Regions from separate parts of the Homo sapiens genome. Here region 1 is linked to region 2. The links are chromatin contacts, found by Hi-C in ENCODE. All regions are on one chromosome and are shown on one strand. Each heading gives the region's core, a stretch centred on a gene start or an enhancer-like site at or near the end of the contact. The rest is flanking DNA. Distances are from core to core; before and after follow the strand shown. Region 1 overlaps CDH1 (cadherin 1). Region 2 overlaps SMPD3 (sphingomyelin phosphodiesterase 3).

Evidence for each region. Hi-C counts contacts between places; a loop is a spot of excess contacts on that map. Pooled maps may share reads with other maps.
Region 1: a pooled map shows a loop between it and region 2 (3-fold over the local background). The contact joins two enhancer-like sites. A Hi-C loop is called at or near these places in 2 of 37 single-sample maps with no recorded cell type and 2 of 50 pooled maps.

What each region holds. Positions count from the first base shown.
Region 1 is chr16:68,777,673-68,781,307 of GRCh38, forward strand. All of the region lies in intron 2 of CDH1 (cadherin 1), which reads left to right. Among named protein-coding and RNA genes, the nearest start is that of CDH1, 42 kb to the left of the region's middle. RefSeq lists enhancers at 1,462-2,065, 2,066-2,667, 2,669-2,813, 3,353-3,497 and cis regulatory regions at 2,741, 3,425. Within about 2 kb of position 1,324, at least 11 of the 41 ENCODE cell types and tissues checked have a DNase peak (open chromatin) inside an H3K27ac peak, as active enhancers do.
Region 2 is chr16:68,368,085-68,371,994 of GRCh38, forward strand. It overlaps SMPD3 (sphingomyelin phosphodiesterase 3), which reads right to left. Exons shown (of 9, transcript NM_018667.4): 3 at 2,775-3,910. Among named protein-coding and RNA genes, the nearest start is that of PRMT7, 59 kb to the left of the region's middle. RefSeq lists enhancers at 1-11, 438-637, 1,602-1,791. Within about 2 kb of position 1,632, at least 2 of the 41 ENCODE cell types and tissues checked have a DNase peak (open chromatin) inside an H3K27ac peak, as active enhancers do.

The DNA.
Region 1 (3,635 bases), core at 74-2,573, 410 kb after region 2:
GGCTTGACTATAGGCATGCACCACCACACCTGGCTAATTTTTGTATTTTTAAATTTTTTATTTTTATCATTATTTTTGAGATGGGGTCTCACTCTGTTGCCCAGGCTGGAGTGCAGTGGCACAATTTCAGCTCACTGCAACCTTTGCCTCCCAGGTTCAAGCGATTCTCCTGCCTCAGCCTCCCAAGTAGCAGGGACTACAGGCGCACACCACCACGCCCAGCTAACTTTTGTATTTTTAGTAGAGATGGGGTTTTGCCATGTTGGCCAGACTGGTCTCAAACTCCTGACCTCAGGTGATCCACCTGCCTTGGCCTTCCAAAGTGCTAGGATTACAGGCATGAGCCACCATGCCTGGCCAGAAATTGGACACTTTATTTATTTATTTATTTTTGAGACGGAATCTCGCTCTGTTGCCCAGGCTGGAGTGCAGTGGTGCAATCTCAGTCCCCTGCAACCTCCACCTCCCGGGTTCAAGCAATTCTCCTGCCTTAGCTTCCCAAGTAGTTGGGGCTACAGGCACCTGCCACCATGTCCAGCTAATTTTTGTATTTTTAGTACAGACGGGGTTTCACCATATTGGCCAGGCTGGTCTCGAATTCCTGACCTTGTGATCCGCCTGCCTTGGCCTCCCAAAATGCTGGGATTACAGGTGTGAGCCACCGTGCCCGACCAATTGTACACTTTAAATTGGTGAATTTTGTGTTGTGTTAATGATATCTCAATATTTTTTGAAATGCCAACAGGGAACAAATCATCATTAGTGAAACAGCTCTTGTTCAGATTAGTAAGTAGAGCTCCAGTCCTGAGCTTTTAGTAAACAATTGTGAGCCCCAGTGATTCCACGTGGTCCTGCCCTATGTGTAGAGCCTTGGTTTGCAGCCTTCCCAGAAACAGAAATGCTTCTGGGAAACCACAGCTCCCTACCTGCTGAAGGAAATGGACACCTGAGATAAGCTGAATATATTGTGTGTGTAATCAGAAGGCAGGCAGGCAGGCCGGTTTTCCAGATGAGCCTAAGCTAATGGCTTAAAAGGGTGTTTAAAAGAGAAAGCAGTAGCCTGACTGGTCTGAACTCCTGCCCTGTCAGCAGAAACGGTGCAGTCACAATGAGAAGGGAAAGAGTATTTAACGCTGGTATGAACGGCAAGCCTCTGCCTCCTGATTTAGTTAATAAGCAGTTTTCCTATGGAATTGATTGAGGGGGAGAGAGGTTTTTCTCTTCCTGGCTCCCTTGGTGTGTGCCCTCTCATGTCAGAAGGCAGGAAGTTCTCTGGGAATTCACACCAGAGGTTTTGCCATTATTTAAGCAAATTAAGGCCTTTGGGAACAGCCAGGTGGCCTTTCAGGTTTTGTCAGGGCCAAAAAGCCCTATCACCTGCCAAGGTGTTGAGTCAACTTATTTACAGTGCTCAGAGCCAGTTCCTGTGCTGCTGAAATCCCTGAAGGCCTGCTCTAAATGGGCCTGGTCAGACATCAACACCGCCTGCCTCATCAGCACTTTTAGCCTTCCACCTGCAGTGCGGGCTTGACTGAGATGCCCCAGTGGCTTGTCCTGGGAAAACTGCTCCCATCTGTAAGCTGCCACCCTCCTTTGGTGACTTTGCCTCTCTCTGCCTCTTTACTCCCTGCACAGAGGGGCAAAGAGGCACATCCTCCAGGGAGGCAGGGCTAGGTGGAAGTTAAGGTGATGGGCTTTGGGGTCCGGCAGGCCTGAGTTCAATTCCCAGCTCTGCTGTGTGCTGTTATAGCTACGTGGCCTTGGGCAAATCCCTTACCACTGTGAGTATTGCTTTATTCACCTGTGAAATGGGAGTAACACGGTACCTACCTTCTAGGCTGTTGTGAAGATTAACTGCAATTCTGCATGGTGCTTCTGATAGGGTCAGTAACTGAGGGGTTGGCCGGGCACGATGGCTCACACCTGTAATCCCAGCACTTTGGGAGGCCGAGCAGGCAGGAGGATCACAAAGTCAAGAGATCGAGACCATCCTGGCCAACATGATGAAACCTCGTCTCTACTAAAAATACAAAAATTAATTGGGCATGGTGGCACATGCCTGTAGTCCCAGCTACTCGGGAGGCTGAGAAGAATTGCGTGAACCTGGGAGGTGGAGGTGACAGTGAGCCAAGATCACACCACTGCACTCCAGCCTGGCAACAGATGAGTGCTGGGGGTGTTGGAGGGAGGCTGGAGAATGAAAGGGAGGCAACTGAGGCCACAGTGTCTGGCTGTTTCCAATCCCCCCATCCCCAGCTGAAACCCTCTCATCTGCAGATAACTCCAAGACACTCCTTACTTCTCCCAGAATAAAAGCCCGGCTCTCTACAATGAGGCTCCAGCTACGTCTGACTTTGTCACTGACTACCCTTGTGTCACTCGCTCTACTCAGCCACCACCCTGGATTGGCTTCCAACCAAGTTGTGTTTGCTTTTCCCTCTGCCTGAAATGTCCTTCCAAAGGGGACCGTGTGGCTCCCTTCCTCCCTCCTTCCCTCCCTTCCAGCAAGTCTTAGGTCTCAGCTAAAACTGCCTTTGCTCTAAGTCACCTTCATTGCCTTTGACATGGCACACCACTGCCTCCAGCACTCCCTCCTTATCCTTCCTCCCTGTTTATTTTATTTTATTATTTTTTGTTTATTTATTTTGAGACAGAGTCTCCCTTTGTCACCCAGGTTGGAGTGCAGTGGCATGATTTTGGCTCACTGCAACCTGTACCTCCTGGGTTCAAGTGATTCTCTCCTGCCTCAGCCTCCCAAGTAGCTGGGATTACAGGTGTGCACCACCACACCTGGCTAATTTTTGTATTTTTAGTAGAGATAGGGTTTCGCCATGTTGGCCAGGCTGATTTCAAGTGATCTACCCATCTCGACCTCCCAAAGTGCTTGGGATTACGGGCTTCGGCCACCATGCCCAGCACCTGTTCTATTGTTTTCTCTACAGCGTTTACTACCTTATTGTATGTTTTTGGCTAAAGGGCCTTGGAGTCAACCCCAGGAGAACAGTGCTGATGAATCAGGAGTGGCGCTCCCATAACTTCATGCGTCTTCAAAGCTGGCTAGTACTGCACCTCATTCTCGTGATTTCATGCCCACAGTTACCTCCAGGGTGTTGGCTGAGCAGAGCAAGTGACATGAGGGTAGTTGGTGACAAAGTCAGAAGTAGCTGAGGCCTCACTGTAGAGAGCTGGGCTTTTATTCTGGGAAAAGTGAGTCTCTGGAGGGCTCTGCATAGAGCAGAGGCTTGTCATGGCCTGACCGAGGTTGTAGCAAGCTCAATGCGGCTACTGTGTAGAGAAGACGCCGTAGCAACCTGGGCCAGAATTGGGAAGATTAAGGAGCTACTGCAATGGTCCAGGAGTCCAGAGATGAATTGAGTCTGTGGGGAAAAAAGTGTCGGCTGACAAGCCGTTCTGTCTCCATGTTCTCCTCTCACCTTTTGACCACCCTGTCCCCACTCCTCAGCTGTGCTTTGTATTTTGTAATTCGCAGCACTCAAAGCACTCACACAGGAGGCCTGACATTATTTATCTGCAGGTCAGAGGGTTTGAGTTGAGGGTGGGGGTATTGGAAACAATTAGGCATTGTGGCCTCAGTTGCCTCCGCTTCATTCTCCACCCTCCTCCACACACCCGCA
Region 2 (3,910 bases), core at 382-2,881:
GCTGGGATCCGCGTGTGCTGGGCACACCACAGCTCTGCTGTCCTGGTGCTCTGTCTGATGGACAGACAAGACCCTGGGCACGAGGGCAGAGGAGCCCATGAAGGGAAGAGAGGATTGTGTGGCTGGCCGCTGAGGGAGCTCCATGAGGTGGTGTGGCCACACCCAGTGTGGGACCAAGACAAGCAGGGGCCAGGGGTACAGGAGCCCCTCATCGGGGTTGTGGCTGGGGCAGAGCTGGAGCTAAGGGTGGCGGGGGCAGGGGGGCGGGAGGTGGTACAAGGTGACGTTCAGACTTCCTGAGGCAGTGGAGGGCATAAGAGGAGTCACACCTGGCCTCAGACGAGGAGGGTGGCTGAAACCACAGCAGGGCTGATGCAGAGGAGGGGGCCTGGGCCAAGGGAGCTGGAGATGTGGGGTGCACCCAGGGCCATCTGGAAAGTGAGCTAGGGGCCTGGAATGGATGGGTCGGGCACAGGACAGAGCAGCCAAGGTGGTCCTTCTGGCTTCAGGATGGCAGAACACAGAAGAGGAGCAGCCCGGGGCAGAGGCTGAGTCTGGTTTGCGAGTGAATGGGGATGTGTCCTGGAGGCAGCCAGATGTAGGGCTGGGGGGAGAGGTCTGGGCCAGGACAAAGCAGAGGGGCCTCAGAAAGGGCAGAAATGGAAGCTGCAGAGTCTCACTCCCAGGCAGGTGTCATGATGGTTGCTGGGAAACCCCACTGCGGGGCAGCCAACCACGGCTCCAGCTCACTGCAGCCGCGTGGGGTACGGAATGTGGCAGGCCTGGGGCTGCTGAGAGAACCTGCAAACCGGGTTTTCTGTGAAATATCTTGATTTTAACATATTGGTCAAGGCTGGGTATGGTGGCTCACGCCTGTAATTCCAGCACTTTGGGAGGCCGAGGTGGGCAGATCACCTGAGGTCGGGAGTTTGAGATCACCCTGACCAACACGGTGAAACTCCGTCTCTACTAAAAATAAAAAATTAGCCAGGCGTGGTGGTGCATGTCTGTAATCCCAGCTACTTGGGAGGCCATGGCAGGAGAATTGCTTGAACCCGGGAGGCAGAGGTTGTGGTGAGCCGAGATCGTGCCACTGCACTCCAGCCTGGACAACAAGAGTGAAACTCCGTCTCAAAAAAAAAAAAAAAAAATTGGTCAATACAAAAAATTTTTGAATGTCATAGATCAGGTTACAGTTTGAGACCCAGGAGGTAGAGGAAGATGAAAAGAACTTTCAGGACAGAACCTGGGAGGAGGGGCTGTCCCAGGCAGACACTGTTGAGCTCAGTGGGAACAGTGAGGGTGCCCCACAGAGGAGGGAGGTGGGGACAGGATGTGTGGATTGATCTGTGCAGAAGTGGGCTGGGGTAGGGGGCGGGGGAGGGCCCGGCCTCTGAGCCACCTGTAGTAGGGTGGGAGTGAGGGGTGGGAGTAAGGGGCACATCCTCCCACCCTGGACCTGGCAACACATCCCCTTCCTCCCCAGAAAGTCACTCTAGCTGTCGAGACAAAAATATATCCAGGGAACAGAACACCAACGGACCATATGCCAAAATGGGAAGGTTGGATCTATCTGTCAGGAGTTGCTTCAATTTCAGCATCCCTTGCTGTGAATGAAGAGCAGAGGACCCAAACTCTGGGCCTGGCAGAGCCACACAAGAGCCATGGACGAACCAGAAGTGGGGGCCAGGGCCCTTGCTGCCTGCCCTGGCTCCCATAGGGCTTGAAGACAAGCTCTGCCACTCATGGCAGGCGCCAGGTTGCGCACCAGTGTTTCCCTGGGCAGGCGGAGTGTGGTTGCTTCTGAAGGCGAACTGGGAAGTGAGGAAACCTGCCCTAGGCAGGCCTCTGAACCGCAGCCCTCCCTGCAAAGCCACCACTTTTTCATGTCTCACCCTAAAGGGACAGAACCCACATCTGAAACAGCTGCTGCCTCTCAGGGCAGAAAGCCCTGTGCTGCATCCACTGGCCAAATGACACTTCAGAAAACCGTGGAAGCACCATGAGCGGCTTTTGGATAGAGAACAAAAGTCGACACTCTGAGCATCTCAGGCGCAGTAGAAGATAATGTGTAATGACCAAATTACCACAGCCTAAAAACTCCTCCAATCGAATCCAAATTAGCAGAAATAATTATGATTCACTTTAATTAGTGACTATGGAAGCGAAACCATGGCTGGTGGGCAGACAGCCTGGCAGGGCAGCTGCACGACAGCCAGGAGGGAGGGGTGTCCAGGCCAGGGAAGCTAGTGGCCTCAGTGAGCCAGGCGGTGTCACGGCCTGGAGACCTGAGGGTCCCGTCTGCTTGCCTGATGCGCTTGGTCTGGGCTGGTCTCTCTGCCTCGTTATGAACCGACAGGGCCCCTACCTCCTGTTCTTCCTCACTTTATCACTGCCACCATCTCCACGGCTACCACCGCCACTCTTGCGCCAGCTCGGAACCCTTCCCAGGCCTTACTGCTCTGTTCCACTCCCACCCTCTCTCCACTTTACAGTTGGGGAAATGGTGGCTCAGAGATCTGAGGAACGGGCCCAGATCACCCAGATGGGTCTGTCTGAGCCCAGAGCCTCGGTGCTCATCCCTGCATTGGTCTTGACCCTGTCCCCGAGCCAGGGCCCTGCTGTTTGGCTCCAGGAAAGACCGCGTCTGCCTCCCACTCCAACCTCCCACTCCAGCCCCCATGACGATGAGGACTCCCCGCTGCAGCCCCCCTGCCTACATGGCTCTAGGACCAGCTGGCACGTGGTCCTCAGGCTGGGCCGAGGTCTCCTACCTTGAGAAACAGAGCTCCCTTAGAGGCCAGGGCATCGTCGTTACACTTGTTGGGGTAACAGTGATAGGCCACGTCCATGATGGGGTAGCGGCTGGCAAAGAGGAGGCCGCTGTTGAGACACTTGAAGCTGCAGCAGCCCTGGCAGCCGTAGACCCCGACGTCGTACAGGATGTACTCGAAGTAGCCGTGCAGCTGCTCTTTCAATTTGGTGGCTGCTCGCTTGTCAAACACCTCCTGCAGGCACAGGAAGTCCAGGTTGGCGGGGAAGAAGGCGGAGACCTCATGGTCGAAGGCCTCGTCGGGGTGCCGCCTCCTGCGTGCAGCCGCCTTCTTCACCACCGAGGCCTTGTACAGGAGCTTGCTGTTGGCACCTGGCTCCCCGCTGGCACTGGTGTCTGGCCCAGCTCGCCCCTTCACCAGGGACTCCCGGGAGGCCGAGGGGCTGCCCAGGCTCCCTGAATCCCCGTCCTGCTGATTATGGTTGGGCGTCTGGCCCCTTGGGCCCCCGCCAGCTCCGTTCCTGGCCTGGCCCCCAGGCACAGGGTCGTCAGCTTCAGGTGGCCGGCCGCCCTCCTCGCCACCGATGCGCACGATGCAGGCATCCTCCGGGCTGCTGCTGTCGACAGGGTCCCCAGAGGCTGGGCCGTTGGCAGCCTCGTCACCGGGGTGCCGCCCACCGTCACCCTTGTACTCCACAGAGGCTGTCCTCTTAATGCTCCCGGGGACGGCCCGGGCCACCCCATCGCCGCCCTGTGGTGACACCAGGCTGCTGAAGCTAGCGGCGCTGATGGAGGTATTGGTGGGGGAGTCGATGTAAATTTTGATCTGGGGCCGGGCGGCCCCATTGCGGATTCTCTGCCCGATCTCCTTGGCCCGCGCTTGGGTGTTAAAAAGGTTGTTGACCCTGGCGAGTGAGTCGGGCAGGAGGCAGACGTTGGCAGTGGCAAAGCAGAAGCTTTTGCCAGGCCCCGTGCCCTTCCATTCACTGAGCAGGGCTGCCCCACCGGCCAGGCCCTTGTCTTCCAGCCGTGAATAGATGTAGGGCCGGCGGGCCGACTGCAGTGGGGACCAGAAGAGAAAGCCGAGAAACGCAAAGGGCAGCGAGGCCACCAGGAGGGCCAGGTAGATGGGCGTGA